Regions from separate parts of the Homo sapiens genome. Here regions 2 and 3 are each linked to region 1. A link is a loop called in an ENCODE intact Hi-C map of the cell type or tissue named here. Cell type or tissue: chondrocyte. All regions are shown on one strand. Links, peaks and the distances in the headings refer to the core of each region. The heading gives the core; the rest is flanking DNA.

Evidence for each region. A loop is a pair of places that touch in the nucleus more often than their neighbours do. Peaks named below come from ENCODE experiments on the same cell type or tissue, not always from the same donor. Only the 100,000 strongest peaks of a DNase experiment are listed, where the experiment ranks them.
Region 2: it touches region 1 in a loop (12-fold over the local background); 2 of 110 quality-filtered maps call a loop at or near these places.
Region 3: a loop joins it to region 1, with 9 times the contacts of the local background. A loop is called at or near these places in 13 of 110 quality-filtered maps.

What each region holds. Positions count from the first base shown.
Region 1 is chr5:56,267,605-56,273,860 of GRCh38, forward strand. No RefSeq gene overlaps it. Among named protein-coding and RNA genes, the nearest start is that of ANKRD55, 37 kb to the left of the region's middle. In chondrocyte, for the core only: CTCF peaks have their summits at 2,148 (motif pointing left), 2,350 and 3,115 (motif pointing right); no DNase peak of the experiment used is centred there.
Region 2 is chr5:57,079,146-57,085,401 of GRCh38, forward strand. No RefSeq gene overlaps it. Among named protein-coding and RNA genes, the nearest start is that of GPBP1, 92 kb to the right of the region's middle. RefSeq lists an enhancer at 4,124-4,293. In chondrocyte, for the core only: a CTCF peak has its summit at 3,501; no DNase peak of the experiment used is centred there.
Region 3 is chr5:57,274,462-57,280,717 of GRCh38, forward strand. No RefSeq gene overlaps it. Among named protein-coding and RNA genes, the nearest start is that of GPBP1, 100 kb to the left of the region's middle. In chondrocyte, for the core only: CTCF peaks have their summits at 2,831 (motif pointing left) and 3,050; no DNase peak of the experiment used is centred there.

The sequences.
Region 1 (6,256 bases), core at 470-5,469:
GCTGGATATTTAAAGGCATGGTCTTTGGTGTCGGACAGCCTGGAATAAAATCCTGGCAAATGATTTAAACTTTATGTGGGTTGGTTTCCTTACCCCTAAAGTGGCAATAATTATAGTACCTACTTAATAAAGTTGTTTTGAGGATTCAACAACATGATTTATATAAAGCATTTAGCACAGTCGTTGGAACAGAGTAAACACTCAATACACTGCCACTATTACTATCCTGATCAGTATTATCAGTAAAGAGATTACTTGATACTTCTTTATTGCTTGTATCGGATTGGGCCTCATCTTCCTAGGTAGATAGCTTCTTATATTCAGGGACTGTGTCCCATGTTTCTTTGCTGCAACCCTTGCATTCATTGCCTTATATACTCCCTGAACATGGCAAGTACACCACAACTTCTTATTGCTTGATCAGTCTTGTCTAGTATTAAGAAATAAAACCGATCTTTGGTTAATTTTTAGTAAAGCCACATAGACACTGATTGAGGATGCCATTGCCATGTGCCAAGAATATCTACAAAGCTTTCTGATTAGAGACAGTGGCCCATTCAGAATTCACAGAGTAGCCTGTCTGACTGTAATATACATTTTATTTAATTTTTTGAGACAGGGTCTCGTTGTTGCCCAGGCTGGAGTGCAGTGGTGTGATCTCGGCTAACTGCAGCCTCGACCTCCTGGGCTCAAATGACCCTTGCACCTCAGCCTTCCATGTAGCTGGGACTACAGGCATGCACCACCACACCCATCACACTTGGCTAATTTGTGTAATTGTTCTTTTTAGAGATGGGGTTTTGCCGTGTTGTCCAGGCTGGTCTCAAACTCCTGAGCTCAAGTGATTTGCCTGCCTCAGCCTCCCAAAGAGCTAAGGTTATAGGTGTGGGCCACTGTGCCTGATTATAATATACATTTTATTAAAACAAAGAGTTCATATCCTTTTTAAAGTTTATTTTTTTTTACTGTAAGTTCTGGGGTACATGTGTAGAATGTGCAGGTTTGTTACATAGGTACACACGTGCCATGGTGGTTTGCTACACCCATCAGCCTGTCATCTACATTAGGTATTTGTCCTAATGCTATCCCTCCCCTAGTCCCCCACCCCCCGCAACAGGCTCCAGTATGTTATGTTCCCCTCCCTGTGTCCATGTGTTCTCATTGTTCAACTCCCACTTATGAGTGAGAACATGAAAGTGTTTGGTTTTCTGTTCCTGTGTTAGTTTCCTGAGAATGATGGTTTCCAGCTTCATCCATGTCCCTGCAAAGGACATGAACTCATCCTTTTTTATGGCTGCATAGTATTCCATGGTGTCTATGTCCATTCTATCCATTCTTTATCCAGTCTATCATTGATGGGCATTTGGGTTGGTTCCAAGACTTTGCTATTGTGAGTAGGGCTGCAATAAACATACGCATGCATGTGTCTTCATAGTAGAATGATTTATAATCCTTTGGGTATATACCCAGTAACGGGATTACTGGGTCAAATGGTATTTCTGGTTCTAGATCCTTGAGGAATCACCACACTGTCTTCCACAGTGGTTGAACTAAATTACACTCCCACCAACAGTGTAAAAGCATTCCTATTTCTCCACATGCTCTCCAGCATCTGTTGCAAAACAAACAGTTTATTTCCTATACAATTTGCTCATTGTCTATAACATTGGGAAATAAAGGAGAAAAGTGTGACAAGTGACTAAATAATTTCAGTGATGACTAGGACATTTGTGAAGTTTATCAGCCAACAAAACATAATAAAATTGAGTTGGTCCCTAGTCTCCCAAATATCCCCTCTCTGCAGCTCTGGAGGGCTGTGACGTCAACGAGGAATAATGGCTCGCGTCCACGGTTCTGGTTGTTTTCTCCTTCAGTTTTCACAATTCTTTTTTTTTTTTTTTTTTTTTAAGTGCTAACCTGCTTTCTTTCTCTCTGCCAGGGGTGGATGTGATTACAAAGCTCTTCTCAGCCTCAGGTAAAGATTATTGTTACCTGTGGTCCTGAGAGACCTGGCTCTATTTCTCAAACCTTTTGTATGTGTGCTGGGAAACCCTAGGGTTAAATGTCACTTCTCTAGAGAGCTGGGGGAACTTTCACCACCACAAAGTGGCCTAATCCCACGCTCTGTCTGAGGGTTTCTCTGGAGTCCCTCTGCTGGCCATGAGAAACAAGAGCAGAAAGCAGTTCTTTAGAATAAGAAACCCAGAATTTTGTATTTGAAAGTGATACATAGAGATGTAGAGAGGCAAGACTTTTCCTGCTCAGCAAAGGGAAGTCACACTCAGGTTATGATCTAAAGCAGTGAGACTAGGTGCAAAATCAAAATTAATTTAATACAGGGTACTGGAAAAAAATAATTCCTTTGAGGAATAACTGGAATGTACAACTAATGTTTGGTTTTTAGAACAAGGCTGGAAGGCATGTTCCTTACCCACAAATACTCCGCCTTTCCCCCAGGTTGCTTTGGTCTGGTCTAATTCATGAGTCAGATTACCAAGGTATCATACAAATAGACAGACGCCATACAGATACCAAACTGAACCGATGGAATCAGACACTTGAGTGTGCGCAATTGATGCAGCACTCTGATTACGGACTGGGCTTTGTGGTCCATTGGCCCTGGGTTTCATTAACTGTCCAGGCTCCCTCCAGAGACTCAGGGCATGTTTTGTTGCTGTGGGTGGTGCTCTTGCTCTATCAAAGGGACCGCAAGAGAGTATGCGCTTCAGATGATGACCAGTATAGGTGCTGAAGGACTTCTTATACAAAAAGAAGCAGCTCCTGGTGTTTGTCACCAAAAGGATGAGAAAAAGAGAAATGAAAATCAACCACATATGCAACAATGTCATATCTTCTCGACTCATTTTCTGATCAAACGAAAATGAAAATAAAATCCATGCACTATACAATGACTTAGAAATATCTACCAGCCCAGAGAAGTAGATAAAGAGTGAAAATATTTCAAAGGAGATGGATGAGAAATAGATGGCACTTGGTGGAAAGTCCTGACAATACAGCAAAGGAGAAACTGGTCACTTGTGTTTAGGAAAGGGCAATGTACTGAGGGGCCTTGGCCATCCCTGAGGTGCAATGCATGACAGCAGCCAGTGGGGGTCAGAGGTGCTCCATGGCTTAGAGCGCCTTTAACCCTCAGCCTGCAAATCCTGCGCACAGGAGACCAGCTGGACCTCCTTTGGAGCTGGTACTTCCCTCCAGGCAGAGCAGAACTGTGAAAACATAGGAGGTGGTTGATCTCATATGCTTTACCACAAGCGCACTTTTGACTTCAAGACAGTTTGCTGATTTTATTTTTTCTTTCACTTATTCTCTTCCCGTTTCTCTTGTTCCCAGCAAAAACCTCTCTGTTGATCATGGATACAGGACAGTCATCTCTCTGAGTTAAGCATGTGAACACCCAAAATCAAGGACTATAGCCTGTTTCCTGAACCCTTATCTCTCTAGGGTACAGAACTTTTTTTAAGTCACTGGCAGTTTGGAGACAATGCTTAAGTGGGTGGGTGGTTCTGGTTGGTTTATAGGTACACACGGGCATCCGGGCTGGAGGTGGCTCACACAAGCTCATGAGAGCCAGTTGTGTAATCTCTTCCCTGCCCCTAGTTAAGTGATGTCATGTTGGTAGCTTGATGTTGGCCATGGTGGGAGTATTTATGCTACAAAAATGGCCATTTACTGCAAATCAGGACTACCCCTCTCCCTGCAGCACCCCAGAAAGCTGGTTGTTAAATACAATGAGTACACCAATGGCCCCAGGGCAGGTTTAAGAGTCAGAGAAGGTATAAATTGCTGGTCAGGCCTGGTGGCTCATGCCTATAATCCCAACAGTTTGGGAGAGTGAGGTGGGAGGATCACTTGAGCCCAGGAGTTTGAGACCAGTCTGGGCAACATAGTGGGACCCCATCTCTACAAAAAAATTGGCTGGGTGTGGTGGCACACACCGGCTACTAGGGAGGCTGAGGCAGGAAGATCACTTGAGCCCTTGAGGTTGCAGTGAGCCATGATTGTGCCACTGCACTCCAGCCTGAGTGACAGAGCAAGACCCTGTCTCAAAAAAAAAAAAAAAAATTACTTAGCCTCATGTATGTTCATGTTCAGGCCACAATGCATCTAGTGAAAAGAAAAAGGAGCAGTGTTTGATTAGCTGAGAGGATCTTCCAGTATGAACCATTCCAGAAACTATAGTCAACAATCCTTTAAAGATGCCTTTCCTATTAAGGGCAAGCAAGAAATTAAATAAAATTTTTGTTTGTAATTTTTAACAGTTGAATTGCAGTACTAAGTGGCTCATGAAGCCATGCAACATCTTTTTCCTTTCAATTTTGAGCCTTAGGAAAAATGTGAGCTTTCTTAGAAAGCTTGTAACATCAGATTTATCGTTTTTATGAAGCAAAAATCCAGAATAAAAACAGTGGCCACCAGGAACCATTGAACAATACATGTTTGCTCATGTCATGTTCATGTACAACTCATGGATTTAAAGGCATAAAGTTAGCTTTTCTCAGAGAAAACACTCTATCACATTCATGGATTAACTTTCACCCTGGCCAGTCTATCAAAATTACTGGAAGACACACACATTCAAGGAGTTTGCTGTATTATAACATTTGCAACACTTTCTGCAAAGGAAATAGGTTTAAGTCATTAGATCACAATATATATTTTTATCATTAATGAAATGTTTTCAGATAGATTATCGGCCCCATGGGGTTTCTGGCCATGCAAGGAAGATGGCTAAATGGGGGTGCTAGCTCTCTGGGCTTGGGAGATGGAGTAAAAGCAGTGGGCAGGAGGGCTGAGGAAATAAGTCATTATAATGAGGCGGTGGGAGCCAGGTTTCTCACTGCAAGAAAAGAGTAATAAACATAGGAAAGAAGAAAGCTAGAATGAACGCTGTGGTCTATGGGATTAGGATGAGAAGTTTTGGTGTAAATTTAGAGTTTGCACTATGTGGGGTTGGATAAAGAAACAAAACGTTGATATACATTTCTGTGAGTCTGTGCATACACTTTATATCTTCATGTGTGCGTATGTATACACATTCACACATGTACACAAATACATACATTTCCTAGCTTTGTACTAGAGAGAGCTTGGGAGTAGTGAAATCCAATAACAAAGATCCTACCTAGAATTTAGTTTCTAAATATTATACTATTTTTCCATGAATATGGACCAGAATTCCTTGGAGAAATGGCCGATCTCACAGGTGGACCAGGAAAAATATGCCAAGTTTAAAATATCTTGTTGTGCCAGAAGGTAAGAAAGTAATCAAATAATGATGGCAACATAGAGGACATGGGACAGCCGGAAGGGGTGCCAGCTGGCCCAATCTGGGATGATTTGTGTGTCCAAGTAACCACAGTATTAGATTATATCCCATTGATTAAAATAGATATCCATGAGTCTGTCCTGATATAACAAGCAAATGAACACATAAATGGAAAGAGAATGCTCTTTCCTAAAGTAGAATGCCAGCTAATGAATGCTGAAAAAATTAAGGACTTAGAGCAATTTGAGAACCATAGTAATTATTTTAGGCAAAATGCATCAATAGATTTGAAAGCTGGAAGGTGAAAGTTGAGTAAAGAATGGGATGTTTACACAGTCTAGGGGTATCTCTCCAGGAAACACTTGTTGACTGCAAAGTAAAAAAAGGTAATTGGTGGTAACTGGGAGATACAGGGTTTCTTTTTGGAGTGATGAAGACATAGTAGAATTAGATCATGGTAATGGTTGCACAACATTATGAATTTACTAATAATCACTGAATTGTACACTTTCAAACAGTGAATTTTATGTTACATGAACTTATCTTTAAAAAAATAAAATTAATTTGACAAATCAGTTACATACTCTAGGCCTGGGGAAACAACAGTCAAGAGGTAGAGTTAGCAGAACCAAGTGGCTCAGAGGCGGACCCATTGACTGAGCTCAACCCCCTGGAGATGGGCATCGCCTGGCTGTTGCTAGTGCCTGCCAGGGGGAATGGGAGGCTGGTTCTGGGGCTACTGAAAGCTGGAGCCAACTATGCTGCTGGAGCAATACTGCTGCTGGAGAGACACTCCCAGAAAGTGCAAAGACCAGGAAGGAGGGTCCCTTTCCTTCCTCCCAACCTCCAGTCACACTCTAAGGCTTCTGCCGGCAGCATCTAAGGGGAAATGAACCAGATGGCTTACCATATCCAAGAGCAGAGTATAGAAAGGTGGGCTTGGATCCAAGAGACAATAGATAAATAACC
Region 2 (6,256 bases), core at 477-5,476, 810 kb after region 1:
ATGTTGGCTAGGCTGGTCTCGAATTCCTGACCTCAGGTGATCCACCTGCCTCGGCCTCCTAAAGTGCTGGGATTACAGGCGTGAGCCATCGCACCCGGTCTACTTTTTGTTTTTAAGAGACAAGGTCTTGCTATGTTGTCCAGGCTGGACTCAAACTCCTGGGCTCAAATGACCCTCCTGCCAGCCTCCCAAGCAGCTGGGACTATAGGCATGAGTCACCAAACCCAGCTCATCCATTTATTTGTAATCTATGTGCATCTTTATATTTAAAGTGGATTTCTTTTGTTGTTGTTCTGATTTAATTGGAATTAAAGTGGGTTTCTTATAGGCTATATATAGTTGGGTCTTGTTTTTTGATCCATTCTGACAATCTCTGTCTTTTAATGGGTGCATTCTGATCATTGATGTTCAAAGTGATTGTTGATATAGTTGGATTAATATCTACCATACATATTACTATTTTTTATTTGTAGCCCTTGTTCTTTGTTCCTATTTTTGTCTTAAGTCTTTTACTGTGTTTTGTGGGTTTAATTGAGCATTTCATATGATTCCATGTTCTCTCTTAGAATATCAATTATACTTCTTTTTTTAAAACTTTTTAGTCATTGCCCTAGACTTTGCAAAATACATTTACAACTAATCCAGTCCACTTTCAATAACACTATACCACTTCACTGATAGTATGAATACTTTATAATAACAAAATAATACTAGGCCGGGCGCAGTGGCTCATGTCTGTAATCCCAGCACTTTAGGAGGCCAAGGTGGGCAGATCACAAGGTCAGGAGTTCAAGGCCAGCCTGGCCAACATGATGAAACCCCGTCTCTACTAAAAAATACAAAAATTAGCTGGGCATGGTGGCGTGCACCTGTAATCCCAGCTACTTGGGAGGCTGAGGCAGGAGAATTGCTTGAACCTGGGAGGTGGAGGTTGCAGTGAGCTGAGATTGTGCCACCACACACCAGCCTGGGGGACAGAGCAAGGCTCTGTCTCAAATAATATAATAATACTAATAATTTCTCCCTCCTGTTCCTTGTACCATTGCTGCCATTAATTTACATATAAGCATACAGAAATATAGATGCATATATAACTGAATACATTATTGTTATGTTTTTAACAAACTGATATCTGTTAGGTCAAGTAAGAAAAAGTTTTTATCTTCACTCACTCCTTAAATGTTCTTCCTTTCTTTATACAGATCCAAGTATCTGACCTACATTATTTTCCTTCTCTCTAAAGAACTTACTTTAATATTTTTTGCAAGGCAAGTTTACTGATAACAAATTCCCTCAATTTCTGTTTGTCTGAGAAAGTCTTTATTTATCCTTCATTTTGGAAAAATAATTTTTCAGGGTACATAATTCTAGGATGAAAGCCTTTTTTTCACTCAACACTTTATTTCACTCCATTCTCTTCTTGCTTGCATGATTTCTGAGGAAAAATTGGATGTTATTCTTATCTTTGCTCCTCTGTAGCTAAGGTGCTTTTTCCTGTGGCTTCTTCCAGGACTTTTTCTTTATCTTTGATTTTCTTTCTTTTTTTATTCTTCTTTTTTTTCCTTTTTTTTAGGGACGAGGTCTCACTATGCTGCCCTGGCTGATCTTGAACTCCCTAGCTAAGGCGATCCTCCTGCCTTGGCTTTCTAAAGTGCTAGGATTACAGGTGTGAGCCACCATGCCTGGCTTGATTTTCTGTAATTTAAAAATTATATGCTTAGGTGTAGTTTTGTGGAATTTGGTTTTGTTTTTGGCATTTATCCTCCTGCATGTTCTCGGAGCTTCCTGGATCTGTGGTTTGGTGTCTAACATCACTTTGGGAAAATTCTCAGTCATTATTGTTTCAAATATGTCTTCTTATCCCTTCTCTTTTTCTTCTTCTTTTGGTGTTCCCATTATGCGTATTTACATTTTTTGTAGTTGTCGCCATGTTCTTGGATATTCTGTTCTTTTTTTTTTCTTTCTTCAGTCTGTATGCTGTTTGCTTTTCAGTTTTGGAGGTTTCTATTGGAATATCCCCAAACTCAGAGATTCTCTACTCTTTCTTAGGATTTCCATCTCTGCTTGCATTGCCCACCTGGTTTGGGTTTTTGTTGTTGTTGTTGTTTGTCTGTTTTTTGAAATGGAATCTCACTCTGTCTCACAGGCTGGAGTGCAGTGGCACCATCTCAGCTCACCGCAACCTCTGCCTCCTGGGTTCAAGCAATTTTCCTGCCTCAGCCTCTGAGTAGCTGGGATTACAGGTGCATGCCACCATGCCCAGCCAATTTTTTGTATTTTTAGTAGAGACAGGGTTTCACCATGTTGGCCAGGCTGGTCTCAAACACCTGACCTCAGGTGATCCACCCTCCTGAGTCTCCCTACAGGCGTGAGCCACCGTGCCCAGCCAACCACCTGGTTTTGCATGTTATGTACTTTATCCATTAGAGTCCTTTGCATATTCATCATAGTTGTTTTATTTTTTTTAACTGTCCAAAGTATTTGATAATTGTTTATTTATCAAAGGAAACTATTTCTTAGCCCACATATTCATATTTCATAGTTCAGGAACACAGGTCAATGACAAACTTCTAGGTAATACAACACAAATAAATTCTTTATATTCTGAAATCACTTTGCACTTTCCTCATCTCCACAAAATTTTTCATGGGATTACAATTTTTTTAGAAATCTATAGATGCTTTCTTTCTGGGTTCAGCCACAGCAAAGTTATAAAGAGCTACAACAAATACTCCAACAATATGAAATCACAGACACTTGGTCAGAAGGCCAAGCAACTGAGGTTCTGTCAAAGCTCTGGAAGCCCTGGTAGTTACTGTTCTTAATTGGTATGTCAGTCTCAACACCAATGCCCTTCCTGGCTGATGGAGAAAGGGATGGCCCATAGTTGTTTTAAATTCCTGGTCTGATAATTTTAATATCCCTGTCATGTCTGGCTCTGATCCTTGCTCTGTCTCTTCAATTTGTGTTTTTGCCTTTTAGTATGCCTTGTAATTTTACATTGATAGCCAGAAATGGTGTACTGAGTAAAAGGAACTCCTGTAAATAGGCCTTTAGTGATGTGGTAGGAAGGTGCGGAGAGCAGGGGAAGCATTCTCTATAGTGGGCTGGAATTAGGTATTTCCCTTTTCCTCAGCTAGTTAGGCTCTGATAATGCCCCAGCAGGTTAGGATCTGGTTAACTAGTTTCTACTTATTAAGAAGAACAGGGTGCTCTGGCATATTTCAAAATGCCTCCTTATCCCCTCCTCCTGCCAGAAGCATGAGAAGATTTTTCTCTGATACTTCCTGTGAGAAGCTGGTCAAGCTCCTGGAGGTAAAACTCGCAAAAGTTGGGGGAATGGGTTATGAGTAGGTCCCCCTAGGTTTTTTAAACTGTCAGACTTGTCTGTACTGAGCCTTTAGCAATCTGTCAATTTCAGTTCAAGTTTTCCTATCCTGGCTGGCAGTGATTTCCATTCATGAGTCTCTGCTGTGGTAAATTATGACTCCTACTGGTTCCTGGCAGTAATTTCCATTCATGAGTCTCTGCTCTGGTAAATCATGATTCCCTGGGATACCCTGTCTGTCTCTACAATCTTGGGGGAAGCAGTTTTCCCAGTGTTCCCAACTCTCTTGTAGATCCAAGAAGTGTTGCTGATTTTTCAGTCCATTCAGCTTTTCAATTGTTAGGATGAAGTGGCAACTTCTAGGCTCATTACATATGAAACTGAAACCTGGAAGTCCTCATTAAAAAAAAATCTCCGCTGGGCGTGGTGGTTCACACCTGTAATCCCAATACTTTGGGAGGCCAAGGCGAGCAGATCACGAGGTCAGGAGATCGATACCATCCTGGCTAACACGGTGAAACCCTGTCTGTACTAAAAATACAAAAAATTAGCCAGGTACAGTGACACACACCTGTAGTCCCAGCTAGTCTAGGAGGCCGAGGCAGGAGAATTGCATGAACCTGGGAGGCGGGAGGCGGAGGTTGCGGTGAGCCGATATTGTGCCATGGCACTCCAGCCTGGGTGACAGAGCGAGACTCAGTCTCAAAAAAAAAACAAAACAACAACAAAAAAATACTCTATAAATCTGAATGAAAAAATATGGATTATTTCTTCCATTATTCAATAGACACATCTTTTTAAAAAAAAATGGGCAGGAGGCTTAAAGTGTCCCTTTATTTCACAAAAAAATAATATTCAAATGGCTAATGACATAAAAATACGCTCAAACTCATTAATAAACAGAGAAATCCAAATTAAAGCCTTAACAAGACAGTACTACACATTTCAATATAGCTTAAATTGAAATAATTAACAATACCAAGTGTTGATGAGGATGTGGAGCAAGGAAAGCTTGCATCCACTGCTGCAGGGAGTGTAAGTTGGTGTAAGTTTGGAAACTGGCTGGGCATGGTGGCTCACCCCAGTAATTTCAGCACTTTGGGAGGCTGAGGCGGGAGGATTGCTTGAGCTCAGGTGTTCCAGAGCAGCCTGGGCAGTATAGTGAGACCCTGTCTCTACAAAAAAGAAAAAATGTTTTTTAATTAACCAGGCACAGTGGTGGGTGCCTGTGGTCCCAGCTACTCGGGAGGCTGGGGTAGAAGGATCACTTGAGTCCAGGAGTTCGAGGCTGCAGTGAGCCATGATCGAGCCACTGCACTACTGCTTGAGAGACAGAGTGAGACTATGTCTCTTAAAAAAAAAAAAAGGAAACTATTTGATATTCCCTACTAAAGCTAAATATGTGAATATGCACATATCCTATGATACAGTAATTCCAGTCTTAGATATATATCTAACAGACCAACAGAAATGTATCAAAATGTTTATTGCAATACATTTGTTATATCCAAAAACTAAGAATAGCAAAAATGCCCATCAACAATGGAATACATAAGTAAGTTGTAGTATATACATATAGTGGAACACTATACAGAAAGAAATAGCTATGTGGAGCAACATGTATGAATCTGAGAAGCACAACGATGAACAAGAGAAGCCACATGCTAACGATATACTACATGATTCCACTTACATAAAGTTTGAACAAGCATAGCTAAACTCTGGTGTTAAAGCCAAGAGATTGCCTTTGGGGTAAGGGAGGATGCAATGATTGGGATTGGGCATGAGAGGGGTTTCTGGTGTGTTAGCAATATTTACTTTGTTGCCTTGAAAGGTGATCAAGGAATGTATTTTGTGATAATCCAGTAAACTTCACTTTTATGGTTTGTATATTTTTTTGTTCCTTGTTTATATTTTAATTTTTAAGGTTCAAAATAAAAAATGAAATAGCTTGGTCGTGAAAAGCAGTAGAGAGCTAGGAGTACTGGACAGACTTAATATGTTTAAATGTGGCCAGAGGCACCTGCCTTGAGCAGTGGAAAACACCTCAGTCTCAGGCTGATGATACAGGAGAGAAACAACAATGGGCGGACCAAGCTCATCACTTATTTTCAGGAACACATTGTTTTCATATTTGCCCTTCCAGGTCCTGTACGAAAAACTGCTTCCACTAAACTAAATGATCAATTCATTTACATTAACATGTGATATGGTTTGGCTCTGTGTGCCCACCCAAATCTCATGTCGAATTGTAATCCTCACATGTCAGGGGAGGTGGGAGGTGGGAGGTGATTGCCTCATGGGGGCGGATTTCCCCCATGCCGTTCTCGTGGTAGTGAGTGAGTTCTCATGAGATCTGATTGTTTAGAAGTGTGGCACTCCCCCTCTCTCTCTCTTCTGCCACCAAGTGAAGAAGGTTCTTGCGTCCCCTTCACTTTCCTCCATGATTGTAAGTTTCCTGAGGCCTCCCAGTCATGCTTCTTGTTAAGCCTGTGGAACCATGAGTCAATTAAACCTCTTTTCTTCATGAATTACCCAGTCTCAGGTAGTTCTTTATAGCAGTGTGAGAACGAACTAATACAACATGTAAATCCTGTAATTCTAGGGTTGTATGTGCTATTAGAGATCATATATTCCAATTACTCATCCAAGTGCATAAAAAGACAGACAATAGCTTAACTAGTAACATCCCCAGGCTTAGATTGGACTGTAGACTAAATCTTCCACTATAGAAGTTAGGTGTCAGATTGCTAGGCTGGGGAGGAAATTTCAGTCCCCTGAAATCCTTTGTCTAGGTTTGGGCTGTGCTTGAATTGTTTCACTTTGAAGGAGATATTTTGCTTGGAGCTTTGAATCATGTAAAGGTGAAAGATACTAAATCCTCAGAAGTTGTTCCAATTATCTTTTGCTGAACCATCCCAAGTTCAG
Region 3 (6,256 bases), core at 477-5,476, 1.0 Mb after region 1:
TCACTCATACTTTTAAGATTGTCATTTTTTTATTGCAACTCATCAAAATGTCACAAGTCATGTAAACTACTCCCTTAGATGTTCTAGTGTAATTTATTTGCTTCATGCTTTCTAAATAGCAAAATATGAGTAATATGACCTAGAATATTTAGCTTTAGGTGTATGTCCCATTGCATCACACAGAATATGAAAAAGATGTTCTCAAGATTTGAAACTTAATAAAAGTAATAATTTTTACTGTTTTATACAGAACATCTGTAAGTGAAGCTGGCATTTTTCCCCTTTACTATTAAATACCTGGGCGCTAAGAAATACAATGACTACTAATATTCTTTGGTGCCATCATGAATACTTTTGATTCATGTTAAGACACCAGCAGTTTTATCCACTTCCTGTGCACCATCAGTGCAAATGTTTGACACAATTGTTTCAGTAAAACACCCTGTGATTCAAAAAGGTTATTTAGTGCTTTGACTATTTCAGCATCACTTATGTTTGTTGACAAGTATTTACATAAAAGAAGATATTCTTTGATAATTGCTTGGTGCTGACATCACATGAATACAAGTAAAACAGCAAGTTCAGCCACATATGTAGATTTGCCCATTTGTAAAGCAAGTACAATTCTGCAGATAAGCTATTAACTGAGTCTTCATGTTTGCAACTAAATTTTTAATTTGACAAGTTATCTAAAATTAACCATCACAATAGCTTTCCTCATACTTTTTGTTTATTTATAGTTTTGCCCAGTTTATTTGAAGTAAATTCCCTTTTTTCATGAGTTAGAAAACGCTGTGGTGTCAATTTCATTCTTTGAACATTTTTAGATATTGATGGTGCAGCCGTTGATTGAGAAAACAAGTCTTCTTCTTCTTCTTTTTTTTGACATGGAGTTTTGCTCTTGTTGCCCAGGCTGGAGTGCAATGGTGTGATCTCAGCTTATTGCAAACTCTGCCTCCCGAGTTCAAGCAATTGTCCTGCCTCAGCCTCCTGAGTAGCTGGGATTACAGGCCTGCACCACCACGCCCAATTTTGTATTTTTAGTAAAGATGGGGTTTCTCCATGTTGGTCAGTGTGGTCTTGAACTCCCAACCTCAGGTGATCCACCCACCTCGGTCTCCCAAAGTGCTGGGATTACAGGCGTGAGCCACTGTGTCTGGCCTCTTCTTCTAATCTTTATTTTTAGCCAACTTATCTTCTTAACTATAATAAAAATAAAAATCTATTTTTGCTAATTTAACTTTTTATTTTTTTCTTTTTTGAGATGGAGTCTTGTTCTGTCACCCAGGCTGGAGTGCAGTGGCACAATCTTGGCTCACTGCAACCTCCACCTCCCAGGTTCAAGTGATTCTCCTGCCTTAGCCTCCTGAGTAGCTGGGACTACAGGTACGTACCACCATGCCCGGCTAAGTTTTGTATTTTTAACAGAGACAGGTTTCATCATGTTGGCCAGGCTAGTCCCAAACACCTGACCTCAAGTGATCCGCCTGCCTTGGCCTCCCAAAGTGCTGGGATTACAGGTATGAGCCACTGTGCCTGATTGCTAATTTTAGTATAAAATATTAAACTGAAATATTTTAGGTAAAAATTAAAAAATTAGAAAAGTTTTAAGAATTTTAAAATATTGCAAAATAAGACATCAACGTGTATTAAATAGTGTTATTTCTACAGAAACTCAGAAAAATTTCTGAGTTTCAAAATAACAATTTGTTGGACAAAAAGGTTATAGAGATCACAGTGATATTCCTGAAGATAGTTTGTAAAAGCCCTATGGGAGTACAGAAAACAAACTAAATTAATCTCTGAAAGTGCACAAATTTATATCCTAAACTTACTCTCTTGGAGATTTCTTTAAAAACACAATTTAGAAGCATACATTCCATTAGTCAGCTGTATTAGTCTGTTCTCATGCTGCTGTGAAGAAATACCCGACCGGGTAATTTAAAAATAAAAGAGGTTTAATTGACTCACAGTTCCGCATGTCTGGGGAAGCCTCAGGAAACTTACAATCATGGCAGAAGGCATCTTTTCACAGGGCAGCAGGAGAATCAGTGCCCAGCAAAGGGGGAAGCCCCTTATAAAATCATCAGCTCTCATGAGAACTTACTCACTGTCACAAGAACAGCACGGGGGAGGGGGGAGCTGCCCCCATGATTCAATTATCTCCCACCAGGTCCCTCCCATGATACGTGGGGATTACAAGATTACAATTTAAGATGAGATTTGGGTGGGGACAAAAAGCCAAACCATATCATCAGCATAGCAACCACATTGTCACATGTTATATAGCCTTTGGAAAATACCACTCTACATGCATTAAAAAAATGAAAGCAAAAACATTTTACTATTATAATGAATTTTTTTTTTACCTTAATCAACCCCAAGAGGATCTCAGGGACTCCTAGGAGTCTGGGCCCTACTCAGAGAACCACTGTCAATGAGATTGGATGTGCTTATACCTGATGACAATAAGTAACTCAAACCATGACATTCTCCTCTGTAGCACTAAGGCCACCCCCTTCACATCTTGACCTCACTGACCAAGGCCAGTGATTATGTTTCATTTATCTCTGTGTCCTTATTACAGATGCTTGTCCATAACAGTGGCTGGGTGTGGTGTCTCATGCCTTTAATCCCAGCTTTTTGGGAAGCTGAGGCAGGAGGATTACTTGAGGTCAGGAGTTCATGACCAGTCTGGGCAATATAGCAAGACCTTGTTTCTACAAAACCAAAAAAACATATAACTGCTTAATAAATGTTCATTGAAAGAATTTGAACTTTTTATTTCAGCAGAAAATATGACAAAAAGATTTTTAATGCTTTGGTGCCCTCAGGTGGCATTATATCGCAAAGTAACTTAGGAAAAAATACTGCATGTGTTAGTTTAGAACCTTGAGCCCAGTTTGGATTTTGGTTGCCATTTTGTATTAAAAATACTTTTCTTCTGATTCAAATTATCTTGCACATGTCAAACAAATTATTTGGATGAATTCCATCTCCATCTCCTATTTTATTTTGATACAGGTTGAAATTATTCTATTCATTATATAATTTTTCACTAGATTCATTGAGCTGACCAATCTATCATAGTCTTTCATTTCTTTCCCATTGCCATAAAATGTTGAGTGCTTCTCATTATTAGTTAGTTTTTAGATAAGAGAAATGAGTTATATACCTGGCAGGGTTCTTAAGCTATCTCCAACCTTTAACTCAAGTCTTTACATACTTTACTTCCTTATGGATCTGCATTTCTTTTGAGAGCAGATACTTATTTTGTATTAGGAATGTCAAGCATATTTTTGTATTTTCTATTTTCATTTAGTTTTACTATTTTTTTCTTGTTATGCCTCTTCCAAAATATATGCATTTTTTTCTTACTTTGTGAATTTATAGGTGCATGTACTTGTAATCAAAAGAGTGAAGGTGGCCATATTCAAAGGGAACTCTGAGATATATGAAAAATGTGGGTGCTCTTCCAAATTATGATTAGGAATTTGGCAAATTGGATGACATACTGCAGATGTATTGAGTTCCTTTTACTCTCCAAACTGTTAAAAGTCTTTCAGGCTGGGCACGGTGGCTCATGCCTGTAATTCCAGCACTTTGGGAGGCCGAGAAAGGCAGATCACTTGAAGTCAGGAGTTTGAGACCAGCGTGGCCATCATGGTGAAACCCCGTTTCTACTAAAATTACAAAAATTAGCCGTGGTGGTGGGTGCCTGTAATCCCAGGTACTTGGGAAGCTGAGGCAGGAGAATCCTTTGAACCTGGTAGGCGGAGGTTGCAGTGAGCCAAGATTGTCCCACTGCAGTCCGGCCTGGGTGACAGAGTAAGACTCTGTCTCAAACAAACAACAAAAAAAAAGTATTTCAGATCATTTAATCAATGGCCACTATATTGGAATGAACCGTGAGTGAGATACTTGCTTTAGGGATGTTTGATTCAGGTTCAAGGGTATGTGAAGAACCTGGAGATATATATATATGTGTGTGTGTGTGTGTATAAATGTGTGTGTGTGTATATATATATATATATATATATACACATACATACACACACACATAAATACATGTGTGTATATATATATACACACACATATATATACATACATATGTATATATATACACACATATATATACACATATATGCACACACACACACACATATATGTATATATTTTGGAGGTTCATCAAAGTGAAGGTTGGGAGAACTAAAATTCTGTAACCAAGGAAAAGTCTGGGGTGGAGACATCCACCAAGGAAGTACATTTACATTTACAATATGGCCACTCTTCCACTATTTAAATGTTTTGTTTCATTCATTTGCTCAACAAATATTTATGGACTCTAATATGTAATTTCAGCTGTTGTGTATCTGGGAATATTTTCGTATTTGGGAACACAGATATTGAAAAAGGAGGCCCATCCTTCACAAAGCTCTTCATCTAGTAAGGAGACAGCAAAGTTAATTAGGCAGCATCATGAGCACTATGAAACGCATAAAAGCAAGTCAATAGAAGAATCTGATTCAAGCTGGTACAGTGGCATTCACTGGTAGTCTCAGCTACTTAGGAGGCTGAGGTGAGAGGATTGCTTGAGTTAGAGGCTACAGTAAGCTATGATTGCACCACTGCACTCCAACCTGGGTAATAGAGTGAGACCCTGTCTCAAAAAAAGAAAAAAAAAAGGAAAGAAAATAATCTGATCCTTGTTTTGAAGAACAATTAGGTGTTAGCTGTTTGGTGGAAGATAGGGTGTTTCAATAGAGGGGCTAGTGTGTGAACGGCACTGGAGGAGTGTATGTGGAGGAATAGATAAAGGCTAGAAAGTCTGGCTGCATTGGCTCACACCTGTAATCCTAACACTTTGGGAGGCCGAGGTGAGAGAATCACTTGAGGCCAGGAGTTCAAGACCAGCCTGGCCAACATGGCGAAATCCCATCTCTACTAAAAATACAATTATTAGCTAGGTGTGGTGGCACATGCCTGTAGCCCCAGCTACTCAGGAGGCTGAGGCATAAGAATTGAACCCTGGGGCGGAGGTTGCAGTGAGCTGAGATTGCACCCCTGCACTCTAGCCTGGGTGACAGAGCAAGACTCTGTCTCAAAAAACAAAACAAAACAAAAAAAATAGAATAAAAAAAAAAGGTAGAAAGGCAGGTAGAGATCTTGAGACTCTAACTAAATATCTGAATGCTTTCCTGGAGGCCGAGGAACTACTGAAGGTTACACTTTGGCCACAGAATAAAGAAAAGACTGGGCTGGGCACAGTGGCTAACACATGTACTCCTAGCACTTTGGGAGGCCAAGGTGGGAGGATTGCTTGAGGCCAAGAGTTCAAGACCAACCTGGCCAACATAGTGAGACTCCATCTCTATTATTTTTAAAAATTAAAAAATTAAAAAAGGAAAAGACTGGAGGGGGTAAACTAAGAAATAGGGAGGCAGTTAAAATGTTGCAATACTACTAGAAAGAAATGAAAAAGAAGTAAGGCCATTGTAGTGGGAGTAAGTTGAGATGTTAAGGAGACAGATCAATAGGGTTTGGTTGGTAAAGGGGTGAAGATGTTAAGGATGTCTGTGCTGTACTTGGCTTATATGGTTGTGCCATCCATTATGATAAGAATTCAGAAAGAAGAGTGTATTTTTGGGGGCAGGGGAAAAGAGTTTAGCTTTGGATGTTGAATTTAAGACATTCAAATTGCAGTTTGTCATACAGTTTGAGAAGTCCAAAGTGGTGTACTGGAGAGAGACCACCCAGCAAAATCAGGTGGGGAGTTGGCCCTAGAAGAAATGAATGGCATTGGCTGAGTTTCCTGTTTTCATGGCCTCTAAGTCAAGCCTTAATCAGGAACAGCTAAAACCCCAATAGAAAACCTGCAATCTTTTTGGCTTAAAGAAGCACAGGACAGACCTTGAGGCAACCACAGTTGCTGGAACGCTAGTGGAGGACCTCCAGAAATAAGAAACCTACAGAGGAGGAGGTTCATTTTCAATATCCTTCCTTGATATCCATGGGAGATTGGTTCCAGGACCCCCACGGATACCAAGATCCAAAGATGCTCAAGTAACAATGTAAAATGGCATAGGATTTGCATATAACATATATACATCCTCCCATATGCTTTAATCACCTCTGGATTACTTATAATACTTAATACAATATAAATGCTATGTAAATAGTTGTAATGTTATATTTTTAACTTATATTATTTTTTATTGTTCCTTCACTGGTTTTTAAATAATATTTTTGAATCATG